7 separate regions of the Homo sapiens genome follow, and regions 1, 2, 4, 5, 6 and 7 are each linked to region 3. A link is a loop called in an ENCODE intact Hi-C map of the cell type or tissue named here. Cell type or tissue: heart right ventricle. All regions are shown on one strand.

Region 1 (4,000 bases), 320 kb before region 3:
TCTCGAGTAGCTGGAATTACAGGCATGCGCCACTGCACCTGGCTAACTTTTGTATTTTTAGTAGAGACGGGGTTTCACCATGTTGGCCAGGCTGGTCTTGAACTCCTGACCTCAAGTGAGCTGCCCACCTTGGCCTCCCAAAGTGCTGGGATTACAGGTGTGAGCCACTGCACCTGGCCCAAAAAATATTTTTAATTAAAACAACATCAAGATGCCAAGTAATGCAACTAATATATGTATATGTTTGTATATGATAAATAGATGCCTTTGGAAAGTAGGGTGACCAAGTGTCCAGGTTTGCCTGGGAGTGAGGGGTTTCCCAGGATGTGAGACTTTCAGTGCCAAAACTGGGAAAGTCCCGGGCAAAACAGGATGAGTCAATTGCCCTACTGGAAAGATTTTTTTTTTTTTTTTTCTGAGACGGAGTCTCACTCTCACCCAGGCTGGAGTGCAGTGGGACCATGTTGGCTCACTGCAACCTCCATCTCCTGGGTTCAAGCAATTCTCCTGCCTCAGCTTCCTGAGTAGCTGGGATTACAGGTGTCCACTACCACGCCCGGCTAATTTTTTTATATTTTTAGTAGAGACGGGATTTCGCCATGTTGGCCAGGCTGGTCTCGAACTCCTGACCTCAGGTGATCCACCCGCCTCGGCCTCCCAAAGTTCTGGGATTACAGGCGTGAGCCACCGCGCCCGGCCTCCTGGGAAGATTTCTGAGAATCTGGTACCAATGGTTCCTATTAGAAAGGGAAAATGGCCCGGGTGTGGTGGGTCATGCCTGTAATCCCAGCACTTTGGGAGGCTAAGGCAGGTGGATCACTTGAGCCTGGCGGTTTGAGACCAGCCTGGGAAACATGGCAAGACCCTGTCTCTATTTTATATGAAAAGAAACAAACAAACAAAAAACCAAAAAACAAAAGGGGAGCTAAGGGACTGGGTCTTAGGTTCTGGGCCTGGAGAAAGACTTCTCCTTCTGTTTCCTCTTGTGTTGTCTAAATATTTATATCAAGTTCATGCACCACTTTTTAATTAAAAATTCGGGACCAGGTGAGGTGGCTCACATCTGTAATCCCAGCACTTTGAGAGGCTAAGGCAATTGCCTGGAGCCCAGGAGTTCGAGACCACCCTGGGCAACATAGCAAGATCCCATCCCTACAAAAAATACAAAAAATATCTGGGCATAGGGGCATGCACATGTGGGCTCAGCACTTGGGGAGGCTGAGGAGGACTGCTTGACCCCAGGACGTTGAGGCTGCAATGAACCATGATCGTGCTATTGCACTCCAGCCTGGGTGACTTTTTTTTCTCTTAAAAAAAGAAAAAATAAACAATGATGCATTAAGAACAGTTAAGATGAATCGGAAGTAACTCCAGCCCTCAAATCCTGTAACTCTCAGGCGTCACAGTTCTATCAGCCTCAGGCCACATGTAAAATTTATCGCTATACTTGTCTAAGTTAGGCATAATTTACCCCATCATGTATTGCTACATTTTTAAACCTGTGGGCAGATAATTTCATCTTGATTTCAGCCGGTTCTTCAAGATTGCCAAATTGCTGAGCGCCAGGAAGAATTCCTACTGACACCACCAGGGGGCGTGTGAGCATCTCACAGACTCACCGGGCCCTGCGAAGAGAACACCGGCTCCTTTATTCTTTCCAGTTCTCTAAGTATTTCCTGCCTCTGCCCATCATGGCTTACTGTACATTGCCTGAAAACAAAAATTAAAAAAAAAAAAAAAGAGTCTCAGCCTAAAAGGAGTCTTAACAGAGGAGACACTGGCATGTAAATATTCATTCAACCAATAACTCTATGTGCTAAGTATCCTGGTAAGTGTTGGAAATGTAACAGTGAATTATTCAGTCTCAAACAGGAAAGCCACGCGGGGATGATCACATAAAAATGCGGCCCCTGGCAGGGTGCAGCGGCTCACGCCTGTAATCCCAACACTTTGGGAGGCAGAGGCCGGTGTATCACTTGAGGTCAGGAGTTTGAGACCAGCCTGGCCAACATGGTAAAACCCCAGTCTCTACCAAAAAAATACAAAAATTAGCCGGGTGTGGTGGCGCATGCCTGTTAATCCCAGCTACTAAGGAGGCTAAGGCAGGAGAATCGCTTGAACCCAGGAGGCAGAGGTTGCAGTGAGCCAAGACTGCGCCACTGCACTCCAGCCTGGGCGACAGAGTGAGAGCCTGTCTCAAAAAAAAAAATTAAAAAAAAACTGCCTCCAGAAAATTGCATTTCATCAGTTATCCCACCAGCTCATAGCATTTTACAGTTTCTATTATATCAAGGGTCAGCCACATAATGAGGTAAAAACATAACGATCTCATAATATCTGACAAGAACTACAACCAAATAATGAGTACTAACAAGAAGACATTGAAATAGGGGATTTGAATCCACCTTCATCTACAATAAACTGCACCTCATGTGTATATTGTGACTTGAGACATTGGCTAAGGATAGAAGAAAGTCATCACAATTAACAAGACATTTCAAAACTAAGCATTCACATAGAAGTAGAATTTCCGGGTCATTTCGTAAATGTGTGTTTAATTTTTTTTGTTTTGTTTGTTTGTTTGTCTGTTTTGTTTGTTTGTTTTTGAGATGGAGTCTTGCTGTTGCCCAGGCTGGAATGCAATGGCACGATCTCGGCTCACTGCAACTTCCGCCTCCTGGGTTCAAGCGATTCTTCCACCCCAGCCTCCTGAGTAGCTGGGATTACAAACACCTGCCATCATGCCCGGCTAATTTTTGTATTTTTGTAGAGATGGGGTTTCACCATGTTGGCCAGGCTGGTCTTGAACTCCTGATCTCAGGTGATCTGCCCGCCTTGGCCTTCCAAAGTGCTGGGATTACAGGCGTGAGCCACCGTGCCCGGCCAATGTGTGTTTAATTTTATTAGAAACTGCCAAACCAAGCCATTTTCCAACTATTTCCCATGACCACTAACAAGGTATGAGTTGCTTCACGTCCTCACCAACATTTGGTTGTCAGACACTTTTAGCCATTCTAGTGAGTGTGTAGTGGTACTGTGCAATTTTAGATTTCATAATGATTAATGACGTTGAGTACCTTTTCATTTGTTTATTGGCCATTTTGTATGTTTTACCTCTGTGAAGTGTCTGTCCAGATCTTCTGTTATTTATTTATTTATTTTTTTTTTTGAGATGGAGTCTCACTTTGTTCCCAGGCTGGAGTGCAGTGGTACCATCTCGGCTCACTGCAACCTTTGCCTCCCGGTTCAAGTAATTCTTCTCCCTCAGCCTCCCTAGTAGCTGGGATTTCAAGTGTGTGCCACCACGTCCAGCTAATTTTTTTGTATTTTTAGTAGAGACAGGGTTTCACCATGTTGGCCAGGCTGGTCTCGAACTCCTTACATCAAATGATCCACCCAGATTGGCTTCCCAAAGTGCTGGAATTACAGGCATGAGCCACTGTGCCCAGCCACACCATTTTTTTTTTTTGAGACAGGGTCTTGCTCTGTTGCCCAGTCTGGAGTGCACGGATTCCAATGGTGTGATCGTGGCTCACTGCAACCTCCACCTCCTGGGTTCAAGCAATTCTCCTGCCTCAGCCTCCCGAGTACCTGAGATTTCAGGTGGGTGTCATGAGATCCAGCTATTTTTTTTTTTGTATTTTTAGTAGAGACAGGGTTTCACCATGTTGGCCAGGCTGGTCTCGAACTCCTGACCTCAAGTGATCCACCCACCTCAGCCTCCCAAAGTGCTGGGATTACAGGTGTGAGCCACTGGCCTGGCCCCCCCCAAAATTTTTTTATTGTGATAACATACATAACATAAAAATTGCCATTTTAACCACCATAAAGCATATACTTTAGTGGCAGTAATTACATTCACAATGTTGTGCAAACATCGCCTCTGTTTCCAAAATTTTTTCAGCAACCTAAACAGAAACTCCATCTATAAGAAATAGCTCCCCATTCCTCCCTCTCCAGCCACTGGTAACCTCTAATCCTTTTTCTGTCTCTATGAATT
Region 2 (4,000 bases), 300 kb before region 3:
GTGCAATGGCACGATCTCAGCTCACTGCAACCTCTCCCTCCTGGGTTCACGCCATTCTCCTGCCTCAGCCTCCTGAGTAGCTGGGATTACAGGTGTTCGTCCAGCTAATTTTTGTATTTTTAGTAGAGGCGGGGTTTCGCTATGTTGGCCAGGCTAGTCTCAAACTCCCAATCTCAGGCGATCCACCCACCTTGGCCTCCCAGAGTTGTAGGATTACAGGCGTGAGCCACCGCGCCTGGCCTGCATTTTTATTTTTTAAGAGAATATACATTTTAAATTGTTTATTTTTTTATGGACAGAACAGTATGAAGTTAGAGCACATACCTACTTTGATACTAGGTGGTATGCTCTTCCAGCTAGAGCTGCAGGCAGGATGTGTCTCCTTTATTGCTGTCCTCTACCTGTCCCACCCATCCCCATTCCCCGACTGGGTCCAGCTCAGGCAGAGGGTGGGGGCTGCAGAAATGCTTGCTGGACATGGGAATCGTGGGGTGGTGAGAGGAATACAGGTTCCAAGTCAGAAGGCCAGGCTTGGATTATCGGGTCCATCATCTGCTAACCTTGAGCTACTTGTCGTACCTCATGCCATCTTTCTGAGCCCGTTTCTTTGCTCTCCAGCTGATCTCCCAGGATTCTTGGGAGGTACCAATGAGAAACTAAAGTGATGGCATCGTGAATGCAGACATCCTTTGCAGCATCCATTTCTCTTTTTCTCTTTTCTTTTTCTTTTTCTTTTTTTTTTTTTAGAGACGGAGTCTCGCTCTGTTGCCCAGGCTGGAGTGCAATGGGGCGATCTCGGCTCACTGCAGCCTCCGCCTCCTGGGTTCTAGCAATTCTCCTGCCTCAGCCTCCCGAGTAGCTGTGATTACAGGCGCATGCTGCCACACCCGTCTAATTTTTTTTTAAATTTTGGTAGAGACGGGGTTTCACCGTGTTGCCCAGGCTGGTCTCGAACTCCTGAGCTCAGGCAATCCACCTGCCTCGGCCTCCCAAAGTGCTAAGATTACAGGCGTGAGCCACCGTGCCTGGCTGCAGCATCCATTTCACCTACTTTATCAAGCACAGGCAGGCTCTGTGTTAGGCATCGTGGTGAACAACACAGACATGGTCCTTGCCTTTATGGAGCTTACCACGAGCTTACCAGCTTACCAGGGAGGGTGAGGGGTGGACAAAGAGAGGAAGCTAATGAATGAATGAAGTTGATAGTTTCAGATTGTGGTTATCGTAGGAGAATGTGACAGTGTGGAACTGGGAAGGTGAGATAGGGTGGTACCTCTAGAGGCTGATGTTTGAGCTGAGGCCTGAATGATGAGAATCTTCCTGAAGCAGAATTTTATCCCAAGTGGATTTTGTTTTCTTTTGTAAAGACAGGGTATTGCTATGTTGCCCAGGCTGGTCTCGAACTCCTGGCCTTGAGCAATCCTCCTGCCTTGGCCTTCCAAAGTTTAGGGATTACAGGCGTGAGCCCCCGCACCTGGCCCCTAAATGGATGTGTTTGCCTCCTGTACTCCTCAGCCTTATTTGTCACTGTAGCACTGGGCTCCCTCAGCAGTGCAGTGTGTTGGAGACAGTGGCCTCTCTGTGTCCCTAGTTTTGCTACACATCCCACCTCTCACCGCACCATTAGTACTCCCAGGAGTCTCCTCCTGGGGACAAAATCTGTGGAGGAGCCAGACTACTGGCTCTTTGAGATGAGGATGATTTTGTTGACCTCCTGATAGTTGCTGGGCTCGTAGGACCTTCCTAGCTGAACACAGGTCTGCTAAAGGAGTCCCCCACATGCCAGGCCCAGTCCTGCTGCAGCTTCTCTCAGCCCCTTGCTGTCTCCCACACTCAGCAGACATGAAGCACACAGGTCACCTTACTGAGCAAGATGGTCACAGGCCTGCACCCACGGAGCTTCTGGGCAGGAGCAGCAGGACCAGAGCATGTGAAAATGCACATCTACCACCCAGTCAGAGGTATTTGCCCCACTCAGAGAAGGCCTGTCCACTTAGGGGTACAGCACCTTCAGACAACAGCAATGGCCATCAAGGACTTCCCGGAGCCGGCTCTCTGAGCAGCTTCATATTCCATCATGCATAATCCTCTCGCCAGCTCTGGACAGAGGCGCTATTATTAACCCCGTTTTATAGGAGAAAACCGACACCCAGGGAGGTGGAGCAATTTGCCCAAGTAACCTGGAGAAGCAGCCCTGGCCTCACTCGCAGGTGCCTGGCCTTGGACCCCGTGTCCGTGACCCTGCGCGTGTTGTCTCCCCTGGCCCTGGCAGTGTCCCTCCATTAATCCGGATTCGCTCCCAGCGTTGTGGTGACAAGAATATTGCTGGATCTGTGCCTGTTCTACTAACAAGTGGCTAAGCAGATGACAAGATTGTGTAAAGCCTGTGTCCCAGCTCAGAACATTCTATCCTCTCCCAACAGGGGGCTGTCAAGCGCTCTGGTGATAAAGGGGCCGCAGGCTGTCAAAGGCCGGTAACAGCACTCCAGGGGCCGGTAGCCACGGTGGCCTCTTTTGAAAATTGTAAATAAGACCGTATCTCTCTCCCCTCGCTGTAAACTCTTCAGTGGCTTCACGTGGCTCTTTGTATAAAATATCGAATTCTGAATGTGCTCTTGCGGCCTTGGGGCTGAGGGTCCCGCTGATGCTGGCATCTGCCTCTCCTCATGCCCCTGCCCTCGTGGCCTCGGCCTCACTGGCTGCAGTTCTGTTACTGTTCCAGGCTTCCTGCCTCAGGAAAGCAGGGTGTGGTGGGTAAGGGCATGGACTTTGGAGCCAGATTGCCTGGGTTCTGAGCTCAGCTTCTCTGCCTCCTGAGAGTTCTATAACCTTGGACAGTTTCTTTTTCTTAAAAATTTTTTTGTATTTTTGTAGAGACGTGGTTTCACCGTGTTTCCCAGGCTGGTCTCGAGCTCCTGGACTCAAGCCATCCTCCCCCGTCAGCCTCCCAAAGTTCAGGAATTACAGGTGTGAGCCACTGTGCCTGGCCTACCTTGAGCAGTTTCTAATGTCTGTGTCTCAGTTTGCACATGGTCCACTGGGGCTGCCTGTAGCGTCTCTCTCCTAGGATTGTTTAAGAAGAAAAAGTGAGGCTGGGTATGGGGGCTCACACCTGTAATCCTGGCACTTTGGGAGGCCAAGGCTGGTGGATCACTTGAGGTCAGGAGTTCGAGACCAGCCTGGCCAACATGGTGAAACCCCATCTTGACTAAAAATACAAAAATTAACCAGGCGTGGTGGCAGGTGCCTGTAATCCCAGCTACTTGGGAGGCTGAGGCAGGAGAATCGCTTGAACCCGGGAGGCGGAGGTTGCAGTGAGCTGAGATCACGCCACTGCACTCCAGCCTGGGCTACAGAGCAAGGATCCATCTCAAAAAAAAAGTAAGCGAGTTAGTGTGTGTGAAGCTCGTCACGTGTCTGGAGCCTCTGGTACTATTAGCTCAGGGCCTTCCTCTACTGCGACTCCTTCCCCGGCCTCTTGGCCTGGCAGACTCCTCATCCTTCAGGTCTGTTGCTGTCTCAAGAGGGCTTTCCTAAACTCGCCCTTCCCCAACGAAACCAGGACAGGAGCTCCTGCTGTACTCACCCGAATTTCTCTTTCAGGAATATTAATCGTATTTTTCATTTGTGAGCACAACAAAGTCAAGGTCCATCTCTCTCTGGCCTCTGTTGTAACCCTGCTTGTAGTACATGCTCTGTAGTGTGCTGCTGGGGTCCAGTGTAGCCCAGGCCAGTTCTGCTGTTCATTTTGCCTCAGCGACCTGAAGCCGAAGCGCGACCGTATCGAGGAATGACATGCTTCTTGTTCCCCTCCTTCCAGAGCACTCCGCTGGTCCAGGCGGCAACATGTCCATGCTTTTAGTGATGTCCCTGCCTCTAATCCAGAAGCCATGGAGGAGATAAGGTAGCCCCCCTCGATCGGATGGGGAAGCCCAGTTCAATGGATACTAAATTCAAGGATGACTTATTTCGGAAGTACGTGCAGTTCCATGAGAGCAAA
Region 3 (4,000 bases):
TGAGGAAACCAAGGCACAGAGAGGTCAAGTAACTTGCCCAAGGACACACAGCTAGTACAGGGGACTTGAGCCCAGCAAGCTGATCCCAGGTCTGCGTTCTTCACATTCCTGCTCTGCTATCTTCACTATTCAGCTGGGCTTTTCCAGAAATGCTTCCTGCTATCAGGCTGGGAACATGCCCTCATGCGTCCCCACTGCCCGCGGAGGGAGGCCCAGCTCCTGTTCGTTTATAGCCACTCTTTACCTGCTGGCTCTGCAGACCTCCTTCAGTCGGGAGGCCTGCGCTTTCCTTGGCCTGCTCTTCTGAGGCTGCCCTCCAAAGCCCTGGAACATTCTATAATCCCAGTGCTGGGCGCTTCACAGTCATTGCCCTGTGTAGGGCTCTCATTATCCCCATCTTACAGATGGAGGAACAGAGGCTTGGAAAAAGGAGATCATATCTGCCCCACACTGGAAAGCAGGAGACCTGTGGAACCCAGGTCTGTCTGACCAAACACCCCAGCCATGCTCACCTGACGGTCCTCATGCTTAGTGTCGTGATAGCCGACCATGAAAGTTGACTACTATGACCGACCACCACTACTGACCGCCACAGATGGCCACTCCAGCCAGCCACTATAGCTGACTGCTGGAACTGACCACCTGCTCTTAAACACCTGCTGAATCAGGCCTGGTTCCCACTACTCTACCCAGGCAGTCTCACACCATTGCTGGAAGGTTGCTTCTATTTTTCACCCCATTGTATTTATTTATTTATTTATTTAGACTGAGTGTTGCTCTGTTGCCCAGGCTGGAGTGCAGTTGCGTGATCTTCGCTCACTGCAGCCTCAACCTTGCTAGCTCAAGTGATTGTCCCACCTCAGCCTCCCGAGTAGCTGGGACTACAGGCGTGTGCCACCATGCCCAGCTAATTTTTGTATTTTTTGTAGAGACGAGGTTTCACCATGTTGCTCAGCTGGTCTCAAACTCCTGGACTCAAGCGATCTACCCACTTTGGCCTCCCAAAATGCTGGGATTACAGGTGTGAGCCACTGCACCCAGCTTTCACCCTGTGTTAGAGATGAGGGAACTTAGGGTCTGAGAGGGAGCATGACATGACCAAGGTCACTCTGCTAGCAGGGGGCAGGGCTAGACTTAGAACCAGGGCTGGGGGACTGCAAAAGCCTCACACAGCTGCCCTGCATGTCCCAGTGACCAGGCCACCTGCATTTTTGCCCCACCCCAGGGAAACTTGAGTCTCCTGAGAAGGTCTGGCTTTTCTATTGTCCCCACCCAAAGCTCCTTGGGAGTTGACAAGAGGGACCAGCCTTGGGCTTCCGGCTTGGGTGCCCTGGACTTTTCCCATGCAGCTGTCAATGGGCCTTTGTGTGTCCAGGCTGCCTGGCCCTTGTCCACACCACATGGCTTCCTGATGACTTGGGGCGCTCGGCCAGCAGCTGTGTGTGGCCTGGGGACCCATCACCCACTGGGCAGGACGCTCTAAATGCCTTAAGGCAGGGACTTGAGCAGCCCCTAGGCCTTCGCCCTGACTTTTCCCTCTGCCAGGAAAGACCTTTCTTCAAATTCTGCCATGATCGGCAGCTTCTATCCTTCAAGGCACAACTCAAATGCCACCACTTCAAAGAGGTGACCATCTGGCTCACTGGAAGTTGCACTCTAAGAGGGCAGGGGTTTGTCTGCTGGGTAGGGGAGACAGACAATAAAGAAGGCTAGGCAGAGTGGCATAATCCCAGCACTTTGGGAGGCAGAGGCAGGAGGATCACTTGAACCCAGAAGTTTGAGACTAGCCTGGGCAACATAGTGAGACCCTGTCTCTACTAAAAAAAAAAAAAAAAAAAAAAATAGCCGGGTGTGGTGGTGCACACCTGTGGTCCCAGCTACTTGGAGGCTGAGGTGGAAGGATCACTTGAACCCAGGAGGTTGAGGCTGCAGTGAGCCTAGATTGTGCCACTGCACTCCAGCTTGGGTGACAGAGCAAGACCTTGTCTCAAAGCAAAACCAAAAACAACAACAACAAAAACCCAAAAATGTAATAAGTTAACATTTCAACAAGATCCTTTCGGGTCATTGAATGGAGCGTGTCTAGGACAGGGTCTTTCTGAGGTGGTGACATCTGAACAGAAACCTGGATGAAAAGGAGAAACCCCCGTGAGCCCCTGCGGAGCCCAGACGCAGGCACACAGTAGGCGCTCAGTAAATGAATGTGGCTGCGCAGGCCATGGCTCTGACTGCCGTGGGGGCGACTTTCCCCTCCAGGGGGCGCCTGGCAATGTCTGGGGACAGTTTTGGCTGTCACACGGCGCGCGGGGGGAAGGAGGAATGCAACAGACTCCGAGTAGTCGGAGGCCAAGGGTGCGGCTAAGCGTCCTGCCCCGCACAGGTAGCCCGCGGGATGACCCGGTCCCCGCGCGTCCTGGGTGCGGCTCGGGCGCTCCCTGGCGGCTGCACGGGGCATTGCAGCAGTCCCCGAAGAGCCTGGCGATGGGAAAGGTCCGTCCCTGCAGCGCCCGCGTGGTGACACCAGCAGCAGCGTGATAACCGCACCGCGAGCGTGTACCTGTCAACACGAGGGTAAACCCAAACTCCACGTCCACACTGCCAGGCAACTCAGGGTGAATGCATCCGCAACCCACTCCTCATCTCCCGCAGAAACCTGCTCTGCCCACAGCCTTCTTAGCCTTAAGGGCAGCCAGCTCCACCCTCCCCAGAGGCTCAGGGAGTCATTCATCCCCGACTCCTCTCTGTCTGCCACCGACATGTCCCATCCACCAGCTAATCCTGTCTGTTCCACCTTCAGGATACATCCAGACTCTGTCTCCCCACTCCACTGCCCCGCCAAGCCCAGCCGCCATCCTGTGTGCGGTCACCTCCTCCCCGAGCTCGCAGCCTCCACCCTGGGTCCTAACACTCTGGCCTCCTGGTGGAGTGATTCTGCAAGGGCCTAAGTCAGGCCAGGCTCCTCCCCTGCTCAGAACCCTCCATGACTCCCAGCTCACTCACAATGAGAGCCAAGGTCCCTCAATGGCCCTCAAGGCCTAATTTAAAATTGAAACACACTCCAGCCCCACCCTCTCAGTCTTCTGTGCTGCCTTTTTTTTTTTTTTTTTTTTTTTTTTAAGACAGGGTCTCGCTCTGTCACCCAGGCTGGAGTGCAGTGGTGCGATCTCGGCTCACTGCAACCTCCACCTCCCAGGTTCAAGCGATTCTCGTGCCTCAACCTCCCGAGTACCTGAGAGGCACGCCACCACGCCCAGCTAATTTTTGTATTTTTAGTAAAGGCAGGGTTTCACCATGCTGGCCAGGCTGGTCTCAAACTCCTGACCTCAAGTGATTCACCAGCCTCGGCCTCCCAAAGTGCTGGGATTACAGGCGTGAGCCACCGCGCCCAGCCTTTTTGAGAAAGGGTCTCGCTGTGTCACCTGGACTGGAGTTCAGTGACACAATCACGGCTCACTGCAGCCTCGATCTCGACTAGGCTCAGGCAATCCTCCCACCTCAGTCTCCCAAGTAGGTGGGACTACAGGCATGAGCCACCATGCCCAGCTAATTTTTTGTGTTTTTAGTAGAGACAGGGTCTGTACTATGCTATGTTGCCCAGGCTGGTTCCAAACTCCTGGGATCAGGTGATCCTCCCGCCTCAGCCTCCCAAAGTGCTGGGATTACAGGTGTGAGCCACCGTGCACAGCTTTTACTCTATTTTTATATACAGCAAGAATCACCAAGTGCCATATATTTTACTTATTTGTCTTGCTTATTGCCCATCCTCTCTTTGTGAACAGCTGCTGGGGGCAGGGATGGGCTGTGTCTTTCTGGTCACTGGCATCTCTCCAGCACTCAGCACTGTGTCTGGCACTCAGTAGGTGCTCAACGAATATTTGTTGAATGAATGGATGGGTGGGTGGATGGACGGATGGGGATGGATGGATAGATGGATGGATGGTTGGATAGATGGATGGGTAGGTGGATGGATGGGTGGATGGATGGATCTGCCAATAGCAGC
Region 4 (4,000 bases), 240 kb before region 3:
AGACAGTGACTGTATGAGACTGCTACTACTGCCCCAATGACAGAGGAGAAAACCGAGGGACAACGGGATGATGAAGTAACTTGTCCAAGGTCACTCAGCTAACAAGTAGCAGAGCCAGGCTATCTGCCCAGAGTCGGTACTCCTACCCCCAACAGTAGATACAGCAATACCCAGAGATGAAGGCAAATTCAGACAATACCACATGTGACCCAGGAAATCAATTGAGGTGACGTGGGAAGGTGGGGTGGGGGTGTGGGTGTGGGAGCCACTTAGATGGGGCGGTCTGGAGAGGCCTCTGTGAAGGGATGACACATGTAAGCAAGAACCTACATGTTAAGAAGCAGCTGGCCAGGCCAAGAGCTGCAGGCTGAGGTGACAGCAAGCGACTCCTGCGGTGGGAGCAAGCCTGCTGCCTGAGGAACAGAAGGAAGGTGCATGTGGTGGTGGGGGTGGGGTGAGTGGCAGGAGCCATAAGAGGCTGGCGAGGGAGGCAGGACCAGCTCCCTCAAGGGGCCTCATGTGCCACATGAGCCTGGACAATTCACTCTCCCTGCCCTTTGGTGATTTTCCCACAAGCCTCTGTGCCATGCCTGTTGCAACTTTCTTTCCAGGGCAGCAGAATGGTGGGTCTGCCCCCTTCCACAACACCAGCCAAAACATGGAGACCCAATGGCCAGCCTGTGTCAGTCATCAGCCAGAGACGACTGCCCTGAGCTTCCCACCCTCACCAAGCCTGGGTCTAGGGGGAAAAGGATGCTCGGCTGAGCAGCCTTCAATGGGTGATCTTTTGGCTGCAGGGTCAGGGAGAGGAGAGCTGACTGAGGAAATGCCTGGCTGCCTTGCCAGGTACAGTTCTCTTCAGAAGTCAATCATCTGGCCTCTGGTTTCCATGGTAGCTGCCTGTGAATGTGACTCATGCGCATTAACCCAGAGTGCCTCCGGATCCCAGGCTGAGGATTCAGTTCCCAGACTTCGCCTGTCCTCACAGAGGTCATCACAGGCCTGTGAGCTCCAAGGGAGTGGATGCTGAATTTTCGTCATGGGTGAATTCCCAGGGTCTGTACTGGGCATGGCCCAGAGACACTTGCAGAAGGCAAGCAGGCAGGCAGGTGGGAAGAAGAAAGGGAAGGAAGAAAGGGAAGGTAACTCCACTAAACAACTGCCCATCTGGGAGATCCTATTTTATTGGTGGCTGGTCCCCAGGCCCTTGCACCACAACCCAGACAGAGCTTCTGGTCGCTCTTTTATTTTCACTCTCATCAACCACAGCCCCATCACCAGAGGCCGTGAAGGAAGGAGGATGATGTCTAAAAAGTGTATCCTGGGCCGGGCACAGTGGCTCACGCCTGTAATCCCAACACTTTAGGAGGCTGAGGTGGGAGGATGGCTTGAGCTCAGGAGTTCAGGACCAGCCTGGGCAATATAGAGAGAACCCTATCTCTACACACACAAAAATTAGCCGGAAGTGGTGCCGCATACCTGTAGTCCGAGCTACTCAGGAGGCTGAGGCAGGAGGACAGCTTGAGCTCAGGAGTTTGAGGCTACAGCGAGCTGTGATCATGCCACTATACTCCAGCCTCAGTGAAGCGCAGGCCCACCACAGGCTCCCAAGTTCCCTGTCCTGTGCCTCTCCTACCCCTGCAGGATACACCTTTTATATTTTAAAAATTTGTTTATGGGTATTCACTTCACAATGCTTCACCTTTTCTGTATGTTTAAAATTTTTCATAATAAAAGGTTGGGGCAACGTCCATCTTACATAAGTTGACTGATGTCTCATGTGTCCCTAAAATGTATAAAACCAAACTGTGCTCTGATCATCTTGGGTACATGTCGTCAGGACCTCCTGAGGCTGTCACGGGTGCGCATGCTCAACCTTGGCAAAATAAACTTTCTAAATTAACTGAAAAAAACAAAACAAACAAAAGGCTGGGGGAAATGCTTTGTATAAATCATGTTACACAGTTTGCTTGGGAATCTAAATTGAGGCAGAGTATTTCTGACAGTGAAGATGAGAAGTCTGAAATACAAACTGCTGAATCATTGAGAGGTCTGTATGGAAAGACGGTTATTTCACCTGGCTGTCAGCTGTTCCACTTCACATCTTTAAGACCTCGCCTTTTAAACGCCAGAAGTTCAACTTAAAAATGTATTTTCTTTATCCCATAGCCCCAAAAGATAGCAACATTAACAAAATGAAAAAGAAATGAACTAAGGCAGCGAAATAATTCAGGATCTCTAAGAGTGAAATCTCTCTCCAACAAGATATCACTAGAACAAAACAAAACGTGTGCAACGAAGTTATTTTTATGTTTTCTACAGTGCAGAGGTTGCAAAAAGTCTGTGGTCCCCTCTCATGTTTGGTCTGCATGGTATTTGTGAAAAATTGAGCAAGTTGTCAACATTGAAAAACTGGAAAATTCCCTATAAAAATCTAGAAACCCAGCATCTTTTTGAAAAAAAAGTATTTAAAATAGCCACCAATTCTGGGCCCAGATTTCCACATGGTAATCATGAGTTGGCGCTGAGAAGTGGCTGTCCCTTCATACAGGGTGTGTTCTCCCACTGGCCGCTGCCCCATGTCTAGACTCACAGCTGGCCAGCTTCCCTCTGTTAAGTGCTCTGCCAGGCCCTGCGGCTGTGTGGGTTTGCGACCCCAGAGCAGTCCCCATCTGAGGGATCGTCACTTTCTAACAGCAAAGGAAACTTCTGCACACGGAGAGGAAAACACTACCCGGCTCTAAGTCAGTGTGTCTACAGGGCAATTCCTTTCCTGTCCTCCACCTGAACATCCCAACCACTGATTCAATTCAACTTCACAGGAAGTTATCCAGCATTGTCTGTATCTCTAACCAGTTGCCCCCAAAACAAGTGGAAGGTTTGAATACTGTGATACCTTCCTTTACTGGGCATTTCTTTTTATTTGCAAAATACCTACCAAACACAGGACATCAGTTCTGCTTTATTTCCAGCTCTCATGGAATAGGACTACTTGTTTATGTATCAAAACTGTCTTACAACAAAAGCTCCAAAATTGTCCTGGGCTGGGGTGGGTGGTGAGTGGAGGTAGAAATAGAATTGGATTTGTTATCAGAGACACAGTTCCCATGAAAAGGGTTCCCAGATTCTAGTCCCAAGTTGCTAAACTGCTGCTAAATCCTGAAAGCTCTGACTGGCCCCATGGCAAGGATCTGGGGACGAACATGTGACCCTGCTGCCCAGCTCCCCAGCCATGTCACAAGACCAAATGCAGACACACTGAGCAAGGCTGTCTGCTCTCAGAGGGGGGAACCCAGACTATGCTCAGCATGGGCACTTTTTCAGCACTAGATCTGGTACCTTCTGAGAGACAACTGCCTCAACCTAGTGAGGTTGCTTCTCACTATGCAATTCTGGGAAATCCTGGATGGGGCTCATGGGAAGTGCTCACGGGAGTGGCTTCAGATGGAGGGGCTTTCTACAATAACCACAATAGAGGTCTTGGCCCTGCTTCCCCCACCACAGGCTTCGTGGGAATCCCAGAGGAAAGTTTCTCCGTCACTCCCCCTCTCCATCTCTAATCTGTCAAGAAGACTTTTTGTTACGGCGACTGAAAAGTCTTGTAAATAAGAAGACAATGGTACAGTGTACGCGTGCACACAGGCAGGGCAGTTAGCTGAGCAGAGTTACTCCCTCCCAAGCTTAAACTAAATCATTCCAATCAGCAATGCCCCACTAGGGATCTTCAAAAGTCTTTAGGATACTTTTGATTCATTTCAGAGATACAAATTAACTCAGAGTAAGATTCTATGGCAGAAATCCTTACCAAAAATAAATACACAGAGAGAGAATAGAACAGTACCACACCCAGGAAGCAATGTGGAGAAACATTTCCCCTGTCTGAAAAGCAGTCGCATGGGTGTTACAGTATGAAGGATTTACCTGTCTGTCATGTTGAGTTTAGAGATTACATCAGCCTGTAAAATAAAACACACAAACACACAGACACACACAAAAAAAA
Region 5 (4,000 bases), 230 kb before region 3:
ACAAAGAATTTTAAAACACAATGATTTGGTTTTTCAAAACAAAGGGCTTTCAATCTATGAGTTGCTCTTTGCAAATCGCTGTTTTCTTTTGTTATTTAAAAACAGATTAGACTGGGCTCGGTGGCTCAAACCTGTAATCCCAGCACTTTGGGAGGCCAAGGCGGGTGGATCATCTAAGGTCAGGAGTTCGAGACCAACCTGACCAACATGGAGAAACCCCATCTCTGCTAAAAATACAAAATTAGCTGGTGTGGTTATAGACGCCTGTAATCCCAGCTACTCGGGAGGCTGAGGCAGGAGAATCGCTTGAACCCAGGGGGCCGAGGTTGCAGTGAGCCGAGTTCGCAGTGAGCCGAGTTCGTGCCATTGCACTCCAGCCTGGGCAACAAGAGCAAAACTCCATCTCAAAAAAAAAAAAAAAAAAACAGATTAATCAGTTTTGACCTGTTTGCAGAGATCTAATGTTGATATAATTTATATATTTGGTTAATATTAATCTGGATCCTGAACATTTACCCAAGTTAAAGTTACCATAATACAAGAACTTCCCTCTGCTACATAAAGCAAATTTATCTGTTTCTCTCTGACATAATTAACATCCTGTGATTTGTGTAATATTTGCAATTCAAAGAACCAGTTGCTGCCTAGCTAATGCATATCAACTGATGATAATCTTACTGTAATCTGTATTCTAAATCCAAATTTACATTAGCAGATATCATAATATTAAAATAAAATATTCAAACTTTACTTCCTATCATCTTTGGGCGAGGGTAGAAAGTGGATAGAAGTTTCAGAAGTAGCATTTCATAATCCTATCAGTCCCTTTCATATAAATTGTCACATTTCCTGCTGGAAAGTCATCTTCAACAAAATGTTTCTCTAAAAAACTATTACTTTCCTCAAATTTTGAACAAGTTTCTCTCCCCTCTAAAAAAAAAAAAAAAAAAGAAAAGAAAAACTTTACATGCTCTAATATTCAAAATGTCATGTTTTTAAGTCAAAATCAAGTCAATTTCCTCAGCATGTTTTGAAATATTTTCATATCTGCTTACAGTTAAGATTTGTTTACAAAGTGAAAGGAAAGACATGGTGACCTTCAACTTATGTTTCCTTGTTAAAAATTATCTGATGTCACTAACAGTTTGTAAGACTTGTGAATATTTTTTACATTAAATTTCCTTTTCACTTTTTCTTTGGATAGATGCACAATAAAATAATAACTTAAAAAAAAATCTGGGCTGAACATCTTAATATGCTTTTGTTTTAGTACAGGAAAATTAAAGACTTAATTTCTATGTTTTTACCAAACATTTCTAGACAAATCTAACTCATTTTTTAAAATTATGTATTTATTTATTTTATACCATGTCAACAACAAATTAAGTTTATTTTTATTTATTTATTTTTGAGACAAAGTCTCCCTCTATCACTCAGGCTGGAGTGCAGTGGCGTGATCTCAGCTCACTGCAAGCTCCACCTCCCGAGTTCAAGCTATTCTCATGATTCTCATGCTTCAGCCTCCAGAGTAGCTGGGATTACAGGCACGCACCACCACGACCAGCTAATTTTTGTATGTTTAGTAGAGATGGGGTTTCACCATGTTGGCCAGACTGGTCTTGAACTCCTGGCCTCAAGTGATCCACCCACCTCGGCCTCTCAAAGTGCTGGGATTATAGGCATGAGCCACTGGGCCCGACCATATTAAGCTTAATAAATTATTATTACTACTGGTGGTAATATTGTTATTAATAATAAATGACATTTTTATCATTAATAACAAGCAGCAGCACTTCATTTATTTAGTGTGGTGGGTGGTGCTTTGCCTACGTTCTTTCATCTAGTGTGACTCTCAAAGCACCCTGGGAGGTAGGGTTTTGGGGTTTTTGGTTTCTACTTTACCAAAAAGAAACCTGTAGGGGGCAGCGCATGATTAGATCTGTGTTGTGTCTCTGGCTTTCCTCTCTCCAAGGACTGGCCTAAACTTTCCAATCTTCACAGTTTTTTTAAAAATCACATTCACAAAATAGCTGCTGTATTATTAATACTAGTATTTTAAGTTGAATCACTTTATTTTAAAACTTAAATACATTTATGTTTAAAGAAAACTCACAGACAAGGAAAAAACCATGCACGCACACAAGCAGGCTTAAAAGTGAGAAGCTCCTGCTCAGGCAGAAAGACTCACACTAGGGGACGAGTGTGGTGGCTCATGCCTGTAACCCCAGCACTTTGGGAAGCCAAGGTGGGTGGATCACTTGAGGTCAGGAGTTCGAGACCAGCCTGGCCAACATGGTAAAACCCCGTCCGTCTCTACTAAAACGACAAAAATTAGCCGGGCAAGGTGGCGTGTGCCTGTAATCCCAGCTACTCAGGAGGCTGAGGCAGAAGAATCACTTGAACCCACAAGGTGGAGGTTGCAGTGAGCCGAGATCATGCCACAGGACTCCAGCCTGGGTGACAGAGTGAGACTCCATCTCAAAAAAAACAAAACAAAAAAAAAAACATCTCACACTGGGAGTTGCAAGGCAATGGCCGTCAAGGCCAAGCCAAAGCAGAGAAGTGGGTAGGGGCCAGTGCCACTGCTCACCAAGGCAGGGAGGAAAGAATGGGCAGGCAACTGTGGGACTAGGCAGGGAAGGATGGGGCTCCAGCCTGGGAAGGAGAAGCTGGACCAGGGAGTGGGCGAGGAGCGATAGAGGTTGAGGGATGAAGGGGAATATCAAGCTGGGGTCTGAGGCCAGGGGAGGGCACCGAGAGGGAGACATGGAAGGATGGATGGGCCTGAGAAGGTTAGAAAGGCCCCAGTGGGGGAGCTGAAAGAAACAAAAGTCCTGGGGCACATGTCCCCGTCGTCCCAGGACACAGTCTATCCTCTTTACATCTATCAGTCTGTGTCCAGGAAGACGAGTCAATGCATCATCTGTGAGCCACTTAACATCACTTCAGCCATCTTCCTGGGCAAAGCACCCATTTATGGCAAACACTGGCTCAGTGAGCCATACTGCCTGAAACCATTAAAGCAGCCAATTCATCATGTCTGCTCCTCTCCAGAAGTCAGGCACTGCAGTCCAGCTTCCACTGAGCACAACCAGGAAGGAGCAGAGCTGCTGCTGCTGCTGCTGCTAAATTATACCCAAGCTTTTAAGGAACTTGCCTTACAAACATGAGAAACTGTCCAGACCAAAGCACCAATGTGTGCCTGAGTCTCACCTTGTGTAATGAATATCCAGACTCAAAGATAATAGGGGGAAGCAGGAGGAGGAAAAACATGTTTGGACGAAACATTTCTTCTTCCTGTAAATAGAAAATGAGTATCTTAAGGGCATGGAATTTGTGTAATTAAGAAATAAATTAATCAATAAAGAGCCAAAATAATTATTCTCTCAGGGCCTGGCCTAGTGGAAACATATAATGTTTAAATAACTACCTGATAATAAAATCAAGCAGAATGAGAGATTCCCCCACCAAAAAAAAAAATGAAACTGTATTTTATTATTTTTATCATTATTATTATTATTATTATTTTGAGACAGAGTCTTTCTTGCTCTGTTGTCCAGGCTGAAGTGCAGTGGTGCAATCACAGCTCCCTGTAGCCTCAACCTCCTGGGCTCAAGTGATCCTCTCACTTCAGCCTCCTGAGTAGCTGGGACTACATGTGCGTGCTACCATGCCGGGCTAATTTTTTTTTTTTTTTTTTTTTTTTTTTTTTTAAGATACAGGGTCCCGCTATGTTGCCCAGGCTGGTCTCAAACTCCTAGCCTCAAGCAATCCTCCCACCTCAGCTTCCCCAAATGCTGGGATTACAGGCATGAGCCACCATGCGTGGCCAAGACAAGGATTTTAAAGGTGATCAGTGAAAAGAAACAGCACAACACAGTAGTATGTTTTTTATTCCTTAGTACAGAAAGAAAATTAATCTGAATACAGAAAATTTCAATTCTGGTTGCAGACTTTCAAAAACAACTCCACAAATTGGAATCCTCCAGGAAAAAGGTAA
Region 6 (4,000 bases), 280 kb before region 3:
CAGCCCTGAGCCACCCCAGGCCACACCCACACCCCAGCCTGCCCCATCCTCAGCAGAAGTGGCCTGGCCTCGGCTACCCTGCTGAGGACTCTCCAAGCATGTGCGCCCTGCGGGAACACGGACCTGAGACTTCATGAGGCCAAGCCCTGCCGATGGCACCTTTGCCAAAGGTTTTAAGAAGGGTCCCCAGTCACCCATCTTTCAGCATTCCATGGCACACAAAGGAATCCTGTGGGCTAACCTGGGCGACTCTGGCGCTCAGGCCTACCCCTTGGCCTCATGCCAGCCAGCCCAGCCCAGCTCACCCACTGTGAAGAGGGGTGGCTGGCTTAGGGTAGGGGCCGAGAGGGCTTCAGTTCTGCCTCTGGACAGTGTGTCTGACCTCCAGATGATGGAACTGAGCCACCCTTAGCCTGGCCCTGGCCCATCCCCCTGCACACTTATCTCGGGGACCTAGAAGCCAGCCCTTTTCCCTGCGAGACCCCACACAAGCCACGGGGTGGTTGTTCCGAGGGGTCATAACAACTACAGGCTGCAGAAAGCATGGGATTCATTCCAAGAACTCGTTCCACACAGCAGTGCCTGTGGTGGAGGGGCTGCTGGCTAAAGGGCTGGTTTCCTCCAGCGCTCCCTGGCTCCAGCCTTCACTCATCCTGAAGTATTCCTCCTACACGCCACAGTTCTCCTGTACCATGGCCTAGACCCAGAAGAAAATAAATACACACGCAGGAAGATATAGTTAAGCTGCGTATTTTTATATCTTCTATGCATTCACTGCCCCAAATAGAATTATTGGGTGTGCTAAAGGTAGACAGCAGCAATTTGTTATTCTCAGGCAAAAAAAACTGACCCAGAAAAACAGACTTCTATGGCCTTTTGTTACCAAGGTGAGCCAAGATTGCCAAGGAACACGGGGTGCCCTCATCTCTTGGGGGCACTCTCCCAGGCTGCTGACCTCACCTGGCCGACAGGGGGCAGAAGAGGCTCAGAGGAGATCGAGGCAGGTGCTGGTACCTCCTGGGAACGGTCCCGCCACCCCCTTTGCCCCCAACAAATCCTGGGGCCCCTCCACCAAGCCCCACATGCTCTTCCGCCACAGCATCGTTTTCAAGTCTCAGCTCAAAGTGTGAGGCCAGGTGTGACCTGGCTGGGGCTATCACACCTGGTGACGAGGGGGCAGACGGAAATGGGATCTGACTCTTTTCATTGCTTTATCTGTGAATTTAAGATTAGGAAAGAAAGAAATCCTGGCAAACTGAGTTTGCAAAACAACTTACATCTGGGAGATGGGACCCTAAACTTCAGGGGAGAGTGAGTTCTGGCAGGGGTGCGAGAACAATCTGGTCTCAGATCCCTGCCCGCACTCGCCCAGGGGCAGGCAAAGGTCCCTACCCTCTGACTTCCTCTCTTCTCCACTAAAAGGAAATGGTGGAAACCAAAATTAAGCAAGGCAATGGCTCAAATTATGGGGTTGAGAAATTAAAAAAGATCATATTTTAGCTCTATCAAGTACACATTTACTTTTCATGCAAAAAGTAAACAGTGTGCTTCCTGCTTGGCTGGCCTGCTCTGACTTCAGGGTCAAGGCGAGGTGGTAGGATCGGGCCTGGCCTCTCATTCCTGGCACAGAGGAACCTGGAAGGTCCTGAGGTCAGTCCCTCCTGACATCTGGAGCCACACTGCCTGAGGTGGAAGAGATGGAGATGTGCTTGCTCTAGCCCAGGGTCCATGCTGGCCCATGTGGGCCCACTGTGTCCCCAGAGAAGCAGGAATGCACATGATCAGCCCAGGGTCCATGCTGGCCCATGCAGGCCACTGTGTCCCTTGAGAAGCAGGAATGCTTCTTAATGATGAATTAAACCACCCCAGGGTGCCAGGTTCCAAGGCTCCCTGGGACCCAGAACCACATACGGAAGTTGGCAATGGCTCTTTGATGAGCTGAGCAGTTTGAGGCTCGTCAAAGGGGAGATGAGGAGAGGATGGGAGTCATTCCATCTGGACATGACTGGCAGCTCCTCACCCTGAGATGGCTGAGGGGGCCAGGCCCCTGGGACAGGGCTGGGGTGTGTGTGCGTGGAGCGTGTGCTCCAGGATGCTGGGGCCCCAGGTCAGAGTAGAGGAGGGAGCACTGGGTGCTGCTGCTCTGGCCCCTGCCCCAGTGCTTTGGGGACCCTAGCATGGGTGACGAATGGGATCCAACGTGGTAGGGAACTGGGAGAGGGGAAAGAGGATGGAACCCTGACTAGCAGCGAAGATGGCAGCAGTGAGCAGACACTGCAGGGCCTCAGCACAGTGGCCTCCGATTAGACAAAAGAACAACTGAGTACGGGAATGGTGGGGAGGGAGATCAGATGGCAGGAGGCGACTAGAGGCTCTCAGCACTTTGCTGTAAAATGCAAATCAAGACAGCAGTTGTGGGCCGGCAGAAACCCTGTGCCTCTAGCTTTTCCCTCTAGAGGGCGCTCTGACCCCGCAAGATAAAAGCCTAGAGTTGCAGCTTGCAGGGGGCTCTAAAGAAGATACCAGAAGGTACCAGTGTAAACATTCAGAACATGCCCAGAGAAGGGCAGCAGCCGTCTGCTACCCAGGGAGATAGACTGCGAAGTGCCAATCAGGTAAAGGACAAAAGGTCACTCCGTTTCTCTCTGAGGGAGCACAGGAAGTATCACAAAAGGCAGCGGGAGGTTTTCAGGATTTCTGGGCCCTGCCACTTAGGTCAGAATTGTGGCTGCAGAGGCATCTTGATGACTCAAAGGCAGGTGGCTGACCCCTGGCTCTGCCAGTCCGGCGGGGGCAGCATGAAGGCAGTGGCTGGGGAATGGCACAACTGTAGATGGTGCTCCTCTAGGCAGGGGGCCGCAGGGGTCCTCCGGGTGGGGGGGTAGGCGCCCTAGCTTCACAGATGACTGGCACCTGGCCCCATGCTCCCTCCCCTCTGTGGGCTGAGGAGCCACACTGAGCGGAGGCTGGCTCAGGGAGGAGTCGGGAGATGACAGTTTCCCAAGAAGTCGCCTGGCTCCAGAGGCCTGTCAGGTTCTGGACTAAGGCGACTCTGCAGCCAGTACCTCGCCCCGCCCTCTTATGTCTTGAAGGGGCTGCTGGATGCACGCATCTCTGCGAGGCCCCTGCTGAGTGTCTGTGCGCAGCAAACGCCCATCCTGGGCCTGCCTGCCTGAAGCCTTGGCACCTGGCGTCAGAGCAGCTCCTGCTCGTCGTCCTCGGAGCCGGAGGGGCCCTGGCGTACCTCCTCGTACCACTTGTTGGTGAGAGTTTTCATCTGGATGCGCCCGTGGTGCAGGTCCTGGGTCGAGAGACACAACCAAGCCGTCAGGGCGTCAGGGGCAGGGCCATGGAAGGGAGGGGATGCTACTGGGTGTTTTGTGTGGGGTGTCTAGGGAGGAGGTGGGAGGCAGGGTGATGGCCACAGGCAACTTCAGTTTCAGTTGAACAAACTGAGCTGGGATTGTTCTTTGTGGGGGTGGAGGTCACGGGAGGTGTCATTCAGAAAGGAGGAGGGAGCATGGCTTGAGGCTGAACATGTGGTCTCTGGAGTCAGACACAGTTAGCTCTGCTCCCAGTTATGCCCATATTGGCTGTGACCTTGCGGGGTTACTGCACCCCCTTAGGCCTCCATCTCCTCAGCTGTCAGGGACACAGCTGCATCCACTGCACAGGATGCTGGAGAAGGAAGCGGTCGTGGTCACAGTCACTGGAGCTGCCTGGCTCCTGGAAGAGCGCACACACCGGCAGCTCTCAGGCCTGCCGGAGAGTGGAAAATGGGCCTGCTCGGAAACAAAGCGGGCAGCAGCAGGAAGAGCCCCACCCCTACCCAAGGCCTCCAACTAAAGAGAGGCCAGCAGTGCCCCGAGGGACAGAACCAGAGCCCTGAGCTGGGGGCAGACTTGGGCCACAGCTTGAGGCCCTGGTATGTCTGAAATTCCTCAGCTCCGATTCAGTAGCTGATCAATACCCCGAGTCTATCATCCAGGAAAACCAAACT
Region 7 (4,000 bases), 200 kb before region 3:
CACACCTCACACCAGAAAGAGAAGCTGTCCAAGAACTTTATGGGATTCAGAAGTCTTTAACAGGCAGGCCTTCGAGAGAAACTTACTAAGAAAATCCCTGCCTGCACAGCACAAGGGTACCAGTGGCCTCTGGTGCTTTTGAATACAGCCACTTAGAGGACAAGAACGGTAGGGAATCAGAGCTAGTATAGAAATGAAATGCTGCCTGCTCTTTGGCAAATACTGGGGGATTTAAAGGGAGGCAAACTGGAGTCTCATCACTTTCCAAGGTCCAACACTGTTTACTTAGCACCTTTGTTTCTCCAATTTACATTATTTTCCTGGCATTATTTCTGCAAGTTGAAGAAGCCACCTCAATTTGCCCAGTTGTTGATCTGGGCATGCCCTACCCTACTTTACAAAATCCCTCTCAGATTTCAAACGGCTCAAATGTCACCTCCTATTACCCCATCTTACCACACCCGAATTTACCCACTCCACTGCGTATGTTCCCACAGCTCTTTCACACTGTGCTGGGATTGTGAACTAGTACAATATTGCTATAATAACTGTTACTGTGACTACAAAAGTTATTATTTTCTGAGCACTGCTTTATTCCAGGAACTAGGTAACACACTACCTCTCATTTAATAGGTATAACATGTCTGATTGGGTATGATTACTTTCCGTTTTTTACTCATGCATAACTAAGGCTCAGGGAGGTTGCAAAACTTCACCAACATCTCAGTTAGTGGCAGAATCAAGCTGAAAACCCAAACTTGAAATCGCTGGGCTATATTGCCTCTTTTATTTTGTGCTGCTGAGGCTGTTTAGTGTCTGGGATGGAGCAGCTGCTCAATAAATAACTGATTACATGAAATGACCCCCACATGGCCAAGAAATATATTTGAAAAGTTATCAGGTGAAGGACTCCAGTATCAATGAAGGGGTTCCTTATTCATCTTCACATACTCATTCCACAAACAGTGATAGGGCATCTACAATCTGCAACAGACTCTGCCCTGCAGGTATGGAGATGACTTTTGGACTTGCCCAAAAGTACCTGGAGGACACAGCCCGTCCTTCCCCATCTCCCCTTGTCCAGCTAACCCCCTTCCTCTCTACACACCAGCCATGCTGCCTGTCACTCAAAAGCACTAAACTCTTTCTTGAGCCAGGCCTTTTGAACCTGATGTTATTTCTCCTATCCCTCATTCTGGTCATTCAAGTTTCTGCTGAATGTCACTTTTTCCTGAGTGGACTCCCCAACCTTAACTCTATTTTGCTTCCTTCAGAACACTTAACCCATTCATGCCAGAGGTTGCAATTTTTAGAACTGCAGACGTGAGAAAAATCAGACCTTGGCGATGACCTTGAGCAGTAGGATATAAATAACTCCCACATGCTTAGCGTTCCAATAATGGAACACTAGGCACAAATAACGTTAATTAATCACGATCTGAAACCACCTTGACTAATTATGGTCTTCTTTTCCCACTAGAATGGAAGCTCCCAGAGAGCGGCTCCTGGTCGGCCTCCTTTCCTACCACCTGCCCAGGGCCTGGAATTGAGTAGATGGCTAACAGTTAATGACTAAATGAAACTTAGTGAAGGAGAAAGACATGAAAACTGATCGTTATACAGGAGGCGACTGGCTACGTAGGAGGTGGGTGTGGAGAACCCGGACGACTTCCTGGAGGAGGCGGAAGAGGGCTCAGTAACCATGAGATTACCGAAAACTGGGAAAGTAAATATGGTTTGTATTTTCCGCAAGACAGCTCTCCGGGCCTGCGCTGGGCAGTAGATTCCCAGCTCGAGGGACCGATCTCCAGGGGAAAGCAAGGCCCACCTGGGCCCAGGCCCGCCCATCCCGCCCTCCTCGTAGGCACCGGCTTGGTCAGTCCTGGCCAACCAGCAAAAGAAGCTCCGCCTTCCGGGGCCGGAGGGCGGCCTGAGGCGCTCGCTGTCACCCGCCGGGGCCCAGCCCCGCCGCCTCCGCCGCCCGGGAAAAAGCCCACTCACTCCTCTTCCGCCATCTTCTCCCCCATCCTGCGGAGCTTCCAGGACCACCGAGTTCGGAGCCGCGGGGCTAGCAGGACCCGCTTTTGCTTCCGGCTTCCGCTGGAGGCGCGGGCGGGCGAGCGGGAGGCGGGGCCTCGGCCGCGCGAGGGCGGCCCTCTGTCCCTCCGTCTCAGTGGCCCGAGGGTGGGAGAAAGCGCGTGGGAGGATTGCTTCTTAGTCTCTCCCGGGGCTTTCGGGACGCTTGTCCGGCCTGGGCCACATGACCACCTGGGACCGAGAGATTCCGGCTTTTCCCCATCACAGGGCGGGGACGTTTTGGGGAAACTCCTCTGAGGTCACTGTGACTCACCCTGAGGGCAAGCAAGCACCCTCCACCCAGTGCCCTCGACTTCGCTGTGCTAAAAGAGTTTGAAAAAGGATGCCCAGCCTGCAGCCTAAGCGGAGAGACCCCAGGGGGACACTTCCCCACCCGAGCCTTAGTTTCCTTCGGCTGTGGAGAGGAATAACCGCCTGGACTTGGCAGGACTGTGCAGCATTCCATCTGTAAACATGTGTTGAGTTCAGACTATATGCCTAGCGTTAAAAAGGATGCTGATGATCTAGGGGTGGACCATTCATTAAGGGGTTCATTGATTCACCACATGCTTAGTAGATGCTTCTATGTGCCTAGCAGTGACCGGTGGGGTGGGGATGCAGGGAGGAACAAGGTGAGGTGAGAGGGGTAGGTGAGACCCCCATCGGGAGGACTGGGGCTGAGGACTTTGAACTTTATTGGCCGCTTCTGTTGCTACCTCCCTTCCTGATCCAAGGCACTCTATCTCATCTGGATAATTGCAACGGCTCCATTCAGGGTCTCTGACTCACCCCTGTTCCTTACGGACTTCCACACAGCAGCTTAACTCATCACTCCTCTGCTTAGACCCTCCAATGGCTTCCAATCTCCAGAGAAAAAAAAAACGTGGGGAATGTACAGGACTCAATCCTGCCCCCTTTTCCCCTCTGAAGTGTGTGGGAGGGGGGCATGGGGCTCTATATCTCCCCTCCCACACACTTTGACTTTCCACTATTGTCCCAGACTCACCAGGAATACTTCCACCGTTGCACTTACTGAGCCTTTATCTAGAATGCTCTTCTTCTGGGTAGCTCTTTGGCTCCCACCTCTCCTACGTTTGGCCTTTTATTTAACCCTTATCTTGTGTGTTAGACCTCCTTGACCACCCTACTTAAAATCCAAGGCCCCCCGCCTTCCCTAAACTATTTTTCCACATGACACCTAACCTACCATATGTTTTACTCATACACTTGTTTGTTAACCATCTCCCTCCATGAGAACGGAAGCTTCATGAATGCAGAAATTTTTGTCTGTTTTGTTCTCCATTTTATCTGCAATGCCTACAACAGTACCTGGCACATAGTAGACACTCAATAATAAATAATCATTGAGTAAATAAATCAGTTAATTCTAGCACACCTAGAAGGGTTTTGAACTGAGAAGTAACCTAAGCTTTGCTGCCTGTTGGGAGTTGACTGGGGATTGGCGAGAGAGAGAGGATGGAAGCCCCAAAGCCAGCAAGGAGGCTTTTGCAATAATCTAGGTGACAGCTGATGGCAGTCTGGATGAAAGTAATACGGTGGAGGTGGCAGGAATGGTTGGACTCCTGGACGCATACTGAAGACAAGGTTTGCTGACGGACTATGGCGTATAAAAGAGGAGTTAAGCATGGTGTCAGGGTTTTGGCCCCGAGGAACTGGGTAGAGAAGAAATCTGGCTCTAACCTTGGGTTCTCCATCCTCTGCAGTCTCTTAAGACTGCTAAAGCTGACTGAGAGAATGTCATCAGGATCCACCAATGTTTATTGAGTAATAATAAACTTGCTTCCTTCCTGCAGGTGTGGTGTTGGGCTATTGTTTCCTTAATTCTTTACATAGCTTTGAGGTAGATACCATCATTATCCACAGACATAGAGAAATCAAGGCACTTGCCTGCGGTCCCACAGCT

What was found. Peaks named below come from ENCODE experiments on the same cell type or tissue, not always from the same donor. Only the 100,000 strongest peaks of a DNase experiment are listed, where the experiment ranks them.
Region 1: it touches region 3 in a loop (17-fold over the local background); 66 of 110 quality-filtered maps call a loop at or near these places.
Region 2: it touches region 3 in a loop (2.8-fold over the local background); 8 of 110 quality-filtered maps call a loop at or near these places.
Region 4: it touches region 3 in a loop (3-fold over the local background); 100 of 110 quality-filtered maps call a loop at or near these places.
Region 5: a loop joins it to region 3, with 11 times the contacts of the local background. A loop is called at or near these places in 100 of 110 quality-filtered maps.
Region 6: a loop joins it to region 3, with 8 times the contacts of the local background. A loop is called at or near these places in 60 of 110 quality-filtered maps.
Region 7: a loop joins it to region 3, with 5 times the contacts of the local background. A loop is called at or near these places in 36 of 110 quality-filtered maps.

What each region holds. Positions count from the first base shown.
Region 1 is chr20:49,926,435-49,930,434 of GRCh38, reverse strand. It overlaps LOC105372653 (a long non-coding RNA gene), which reads right to left. Exons shown (of 3, transcript NR_134564.1): 3 at 1,614-1,710. Among named protein-coding and RNA genes, the nearest start is that of RNF114, 8.0 kb to the left of the region's middle. RefSeq lists a silencer at 1,449-1,743. In heart right ventricle, CTCF peaks have their summits at 1,385 and 1,590 (motif pointing right); a DNase peak (open chromatin) is centred at 1,594; H3K27ac peaks cover 724 bases.
Region 2 is chr20:49,908,413-49,912,412 of GRCh38, reverse strand. SPATA2 (spermatogenesis associated 2) reads left to right here. Exons shown (of 3, transcript NM_006038.4): 2 at 3,821-4,000. The coding sequence starts at 3,923. Among named protein-coding and RNA genes, the nearest start is that of SPATA2, 5.1 kb to the left of the region's middle. RefSeq lists an enhancer at 2,207-2,501. In heart right ventricle, a CTCF peak has its summit at 2,425 (motif pointing right); a DNase peak (open chromatin) is centred at 2,400; H3K27ac peaks cover 3,894 bases.
Region 3 is chr20:49,609,702-49,613,701 of GRCh38, reverse strand. No RefSeq gene overlaps it. Among named protein-coding and RNA genes, the nearest start is that of PTGIS, 44 kb to the right of the region's middle. RefSeq lists a silencer at 2,401-2,520 and an enhancer at 2,246-2,746. In heart right ventricle, a CTCF peak has its summit at 2,435 (motif pointing left); DNase peaks (open chromatin) are centred at 1,411 and 2,451; H3K27ac peaks cover 2,433 bases.
Region 4 is chr20:49,850,766-49,854,765 of GRCh38, reverse strand. It overlaps SLC9A8 (solute carrier family 9 member A8), which reads right to left. Exons shown (of 16, transcript NM_015266.3): 7 at 3,922-3,956. Among named protein-coding and RNA genes, the nearest start is that of MIR12122, 11 kb to the left of the region's middle. In heart right ventricle, no CTCF peak of the experiment used is centred here; no DNase peak of the experiment used is centred here; H3K27ac peaks cover 2,193 bases.
Region 5 is chr20:49,844,333-49,848,332 of GRCh38, reverse strand. It overlaps SLC9A8 (solute carrier family 9 member A8), which reads right to left. Exons shown (of 16, transcript NM_015266.3): 5 at 3,214-3,297. Among named protein-coding and RNA genes, the nearest start is that of MIR12122, 18 kb to the left of the region's middle. In heart right ventricle, CTCF peaks have their summits at 1,707 and 1,910 (motif pointing right); no DNase peak of the experiment used is centred here; H3K27ac peaks cover 146 bases.
Region 6 is chr20:49,887,130-49,891,129 of GRCh38, reverse strand. It overlaps SLC9A8 (solute carrier family 9 member A8), which reads right to left. Exons shown (of 16, transcript NM_015266.3): 16 at 1-3,301. The coding sequence ends at 3,194. Among named protein-coding and RNA genes, the nearest start is that of MIR12122, 25 kb to the right of the region's middle. RefSeq lists enhancers at 195-364, 1,439-2,250, 2,251-3,062 and a silencer at 2,443-2,562. In heart right ventricle, CTCF peaks have their summits at 972 (motif pointing right) and 2,449 (motif pointing right); DNase peaks (open chromatin) are centred at 259 and 2,459; H3K27ac peaks cover 3,566 bases.
Region 7 is chr20:49,810,950-49,814,949 of GRCh38, reverse strand. It overlaps SLC9A8 (solute carrier family 9 member A8), which reads right to left and starts at 2,122. Exons shown (of 16, transcript NM_015266.3): 1 at 2,002-2,122. The coding sequence starts at 2,027. RefSeq lists a silencer at 1,874-2,153 and an enhancer at 2,304-2,443. In heart right ventricle, a CTCF peak has its summit at 2,081; a DNase peak (open chromatin) is centred at 2,179; H3K4me3 peaks cover 2,179 bases; H3K27ac peaks cover 3,810 bases.